Regions from separate parts of the Homo sapiens genome. Here region 2 is linked to region 1. Evidence: read pairs that join two places in POLR2A ChIA-PET (ENCODE). Cell type or tissue: PC-9. All regions are shown on one strand. Each heading gives the region's core, and the rest is flanking DNA. Links, peaks and the distances in the headings are about the cores only. Region 1 overlaps LOC102724068 (a long non-coding RNA gene). Region 2 overlaps CLSTN2 (calsyntenin 2).

Region 1 (2,827 bases), core at 278-2,777:
TTGTGGAAGAGTGTGGGGATTTCCCAAGGACCTAGAAGCAGAAATACCATTTGACCTAGCAATTTTATTACTGGGTATATACCCAAAGGAATATAAATCATTCTTTAATAAGATACATGCATCCATATGTTCTTTGCAGCACTATTCACAATAGCAAAGACATAGAATTAACCTAAATGCCCACCAATGACAGACTGGATATAGAAAATGTGATACATATACACCATGGAATACTATACAGCCATAAAAAGAATGAGATCATGTCCTCTGTAGGGACATGGATGGAGCTGGAAGACATTATCCTCAGCAAACTAACTCAGGGACAGAAAACCAAATACTGCATGTTTTCATTTATAAGTGAGAGATGAATGATGAAAACACATCAACACAAGGGGTAACAACACAAACTGGGTCCTGTCAGGGATGGATATCCTCAGGAAGAATAGCTAATGGATGCTGGGCTTAATACCTAGGTGAGGGGATGATCTGTGTAGCAAACCACCATGGCACATGTTTACCTATGTAACAAACCCACACATCCCGCAAATGCACCCCTGAACTTAAAAGCTGAGGGGAAACAATTGGGTTATAAGATATTATTTGCAAGCATCATAGTAACTTCTAGTCAAAAGACATACAACAGATACACAGAAAATGTAAAGCAAGAAATTAAAACAGGCCATCAGAGAAAATCACCTTCACTAAAAAGAAGACAGGAAGAAAGAAGGAAGACAAGACCACAAAACATCCAGAAAACAGATAACAAAGTGGCAGAAGTAAGTTCCTACTTACCAATAAGAACATTGGCGGTAAATGGACTAAACTCTCCAATCAAAAGACAGAGTGCCTGAATGGAATCTTTTAAAAGCAAGACCTAACAATCTGTTGCCTAGAAGAAACACATTTTACATATAAAGACACACATAGACTAAAATATAAAGGGATGGAAAAAGATATTTCATGCCAATGGAAACCAAAACAGAAAAGGAATAGCTACACTTATATCAGAGAAAATAGATTTCAGGACAAAAACTGTAAAAAGTTACAAAGAAGGTTATAATATAATGATAAAGAGGTCAATTTAGAAAGATGATATAACAATTGTAACTATATATGCACCCAACACTAAAGCACCCAGACATAGAAACTGGGTATAGAAGGAACATACCTCAACATAGTAAAAGCCATATACAACAGACCTATAACTAGTATCATACTGAATAAGGAAAAACCAAAAGAATTTCTTTTAAGATCTAAAGCAAGACAAGGATGCCCACTTTCGCCTCTGTTATTCAACACAGCACTAAAAGTCTTAGCTGGAGCAATCAGACAAGAGAAAGAAATAAAGAGCATCCAAATTGAAAAGGAAGAAGTAAAACTATCCTTGTTTGTAGATGATATAATCTTATATTTGAAAAAACCTAAAGAGTCCACAAAAAAACTGTTAGATCTCATAAACAAATTTAGTAAAATTCTAGGATACAAAATCAATATATAAAAATCCGCAGCATTTCTATATGCCAACAGCGAACAATCTGAAAAAGAAATCAATAAAGTAATTCCATTTACAATAGCTATAAATGAAATTAAATACATAGGAAGTAACTTAACCAAAGAAGTAAAAGAGCTCTATAATGAAAACTACAAAACATTTATTGAAGAAAGTGAAGAGGAGACAAAAGATGGAAAGGTATTCCATATTCATGAACTGAAAGAGTCAATATATTGTTAAAATGTCCATACTTCCCAAAGCAATCTACAGATCTAATGCAACCCTTATCAAGATACCAATAACATTTTTCACAGAAATAGAAAAAGAATCATCCAAAAATTTATATGAAACCAAAAAAGACCCAGAATAGCCAAAGCTGTCCTGAGCAAAATGAACAAAACTAGAAAAATCATATTGCCTGATTTCAAATTGTAACACAGAGCTATAGTAACCAAAACAGTATGGTACTGACATAAAACAGAGACCAATGAAACAGAAAATAATCCACATACTTACAGTGAACTCACTTTCAAAAAAGGTGCCAAGAATGTACACTGGAGAAAAGACAGTCTTTTCAATAAATGGTGCCAGAAAACTGAATATCTTTATGCAGAAAAATGAAACTAGACCCCTATCTCTCGCCATATAGAAAAATCAAATTAAAATCAATTAGAGACTTAAATCTAAGACATCAAACTATGAAACTCCTACAAGACAACATTGGGGAAGCTCTCCAGGACATTGTTCTGGGCAAAAATTTCTTAAGGAATACCCCACAAGCAGAGGAAACCAAGGCAAAACTGAACAAATGGGATCACATCAAGTTATAAACCTTCTGCACACCAAAGGAAACAATTAACAAAGTGAAGAGATAACCCACAGAATAAGAGAGAATATTTGCAAATTATTTATCTGATAAGGGATTAATAACCAGAATATATAAGGAGCTCAAACAACATCTATAGGAAAACATCTAATACTGCTATTTAAAAATGGGCAAAAGGGGATCATGGCAGATGGGAGGCAAAACTAAACTGTAGCTCCACTCAGACGAACAGAGGAGCTTGTGGAGTCTCACATTATGAACTCTTACTCCAGAACCACCGCACAAGTAAGTCAGGAAAGCTGAGGGAACCCACATATCCACGGAAGAAAGCAGATTGCTCCTGCAGGACCCAGGAGACAGCCCAAATGCTATGCTGTTATCCATGGCTGAGAGACCCACAGACGGTTCACATCACAGGACTCTGTGCAGACAACCCCCAGTAGCAACCCGGAGCCTGGTAAACCTGCTGGGTGGCTAGATTTAAAAGAGAGATAACAATCACTACAGCT
Region 2 (2,827 bases), core at 305-2,804, 130 kb before region 1:
TGGGTTGAAAAACCACCTATTGAGTATTATGCTTGGGTAGTACTTGTGTGATAGGATCATTTGTCCTCAGAGTCACACAATATACCCATGTAACAATCTGCATATGTACCCCTCAATCTAAAATAAAAGTTGAAATTATCTTGAAAAATAATGTCATTTCTTTCTCCTTAATTTTCTAATAGTGCCTAAGACAGAATTGGTCCTCCTATTTTATAGGGTTGTGGTGAAGATTAAATAGTATAAGGAGGAATAGGAAAAGCTGCTTCAATACTGAAAAGCATGTTCCAAGACTGATGGATTGTTTTTATGACTATCACCCGCTTCTCCCACCTAGAAGCCTCCAGATCTCCCATTGCCTACAGAATAAAAGCAATCCAAGTCCTCAGTTTCAGATCTCTCCTTGCAGCCTTATTGCACACTCTTCACCTTTTGCAAATGCAGCCTGACAACCCCAAACTCTGTCATCCTCATCTACCTCAACAGGGTTAACATGGCACCTTGCACAAATCTGTGCTGGATATGAATCCCGATCTGTTATAAGCCTTTTTGTCAATTCCATGGCTGGACTATAAGCTCCATAAAGGCGGGTGCTTTTTTGTTCACAAAGTAGGACGTGCATTTAGTAAATGTCTGTAGGAGTTAACGAATGAGTGAATGTGTATATCTTTATATGTCCCCAAACCTAGTGCCTCTGACAAAAAAAAGATGAATGAATAGAGGAATAAGAGGTTTCTGCTTCATTGCCTTAGAATTTATTACTTGCCATCTATTCCTAATGAAATATTAACAGTTCTTCAATATCCACCCTAAATTCCACCTTCTCCAAGGTGAGAAGAATCTCTCCATTCCCTGGGACCTCACAGTGCCTTGCACCTGGTCTACAACACTTATCTCAAGTTTCATTACATTTGAAGATTTTGTGTACTTGATACAGCCCCTCCATTAGATTGAAAATCTTGAAAGCAAAGGACCTATCTCATAACTTCTGTATCTCTTGCAGCACCTAGTAGACATAATAGTTGACAGATAGTAGTTGGTAGGTGAATGTATCTTATGTTGAATAGCTGCATTCAAAAACACCTGATTTCCTGAGGAAACCAAGGCAGAACTTCCAATTTGGCCACTTATATAACACTTGGATCAACCAGTCAGAAACTACACAGAGAACCTCTCACCTGATTTTCTCCTCCTCATCTCATGGGAGGCTTCCCTGGCCCCTGACTCACACTGAAATTCCAGCACACTCCTAACTCAGACCTCCTTTGGCGTTGTCCCTGCTACCCTTCCTGAACGTGTATCCCTGGGTCTCTGGTCTCTGAGTCACTTACCAGCTATGCTGCAGCTGCCTGCCGTGGGAGTACATCTGCAGGTGTCCAGAGATTCATGTGTCTTTGGACTAGGCAAGGCCTCAGGCATCATTCTGGGGGATGGTGTCAGACATTCTTGGAGCTTGGACATACTTGGTGCGGCTGGATACACCAGTGATTCATGAACAGTCGGGAATTGAAGTTCTTCTCTCCCCCAAGGAAAGGTCACTTTGCTGAATTTTCTTCTTTCTTGGTTGAACTATGCATTGACACATTTATTTTAGCTGCCTCCTGGCTTGATCATTTTTCAATTACAGTTTGTCCCTGCAGTTCTAGCAGAGGGTCAATGTAGGTCTCTTCCTGATCATAGATCCACATTTATAAAACCCTAATTAGGCATTTCCTTTAGCTGCTGTCACAGATTACTTGGTGGAAAAACTCTGCAGGCATAAGCTTTGTATGAGCTAAAAGATTGTTTAGACGCCCAATTAGGAGCTCACTGGGGCAGCTCCCAAGCATTCCTACCTTTGACTCTTGGCTGAGGCTGTTCTTCACACCAACAATGCTCTCCCTGTTGATGTTGGAGAATATAAATCTTGCCATCTTTTGTGACCCATATTAAAATGAGATAAAATGTGTCCCTTTTATAGTAACAGGATTTTTATTTATTTTTTATTACTCAGTGTGGCAAGGGTGCCATGCATAAGCTCTCTTAACCTCTGTGAGTAGGAGTATAAATAGGCGTAACCTTTGCAGAAAAAAACATTGATAATATGTATCAAGAGTCTTAAAAATACCTCCAGCCTTTGACCCAGTAATTCCATTTCCAGGAATCTTTCCTAAGGATATAATCAGAAATGCAAACAAATATTTATACACAAGAAATTCATTATAATACCATTTATAATAGCTGTTACATAATTAATATCTGGAAATAAGTATAGTATATAGCCATATTACACAGCTACTTAAAATGAAATTTTTAAAGGCATTTTAGTGCTGATGCTACATGAAATATGCAAACTCTCAAATTCTTATGCAGTGTGATCCAAATAGACCTTTCCCAGCTGTTGTTTCACGGATGTTTATAGGAATGCTATAAATAGAAAAGTTCTATTTTTCAGTAAGGTTGAAAAGTTATTATAGTTTGAGAATCACTGTTTTTATGCTGCGCATCATGGGGGCTGTTGTTCAATCTAGCATACTTTGGAAGAACTGGAGAAAAAACACCTAGGAAAAACATTGTAATGTTGAGAGGGGATGCTGCTACTGTTGAGTTATAGAATTACTTCTTCTTTGCAATTGTTTATGTTGTCCTACCAAAATGCTAAGTGTTGTAAATGAAATAATGCCAGAGGATTATTCTCCATCCAGCTTCAGCAGATGTGGATTGCTGTAGAGCCAGCTAAAGCACATGGATTCAACATGCCAGTCACACAGAGAGGATGGTCACCGTGAGGGCAGTGATGGAGGCCAGGATGGGGGAGCCCCCAAGTGCTGTCTGGTTGGTTCTTGGCACT

Evidence for each region. ChIA-PET counts read pairs that join two places held together with the same protein. Peaks named below come from ENCODE experiments on the same cell type or tissue, not always from the same donor. Only the 100,000 strongest peaks of a DNase experiment are listed, where the experiment ranks them.
Region 2: POLR2A ChIA-PET joins it to region 1 with 6 read pairs; 2 of 35 experiments call an interaction of 5 or more read pairs at or near these places.

Annotation. Positions count from the first base shown.
Region 1 is chr3:140,661,531-140,664,357 of GRCh38, forward strand. All of the region lies in intron 1 of LOC102724068 (a long non-coding RNA gene), which reads right to left. Among named protein-coding and RNA genes, the nearest start is that of TRIM42, 15 kb to the right of the region's middle. In PC-9, for the core only: no CTCF peak of the experiment used is centred there; no DNase peak of the experiment used is centred there.
Region 2 is chr3:140,527,941-140,530,767 of GRCh38, forward strand. All of the region lies in intron 8 of CLSTN2 (calsyntenin 2), which reads left to right. Among named protein-coding and RNA genes, the nearest start is that of CLSTN2-AS1, 21 kb to the left of the region's middle. In PC-9, for the core only: no CTCF peak of the experiment used is centred there; a DNase peak (open chromatin) is centred at 1,351; H3K4me3 peaks cover 439 bases; H3K27ac peaks cover 2,500 bases.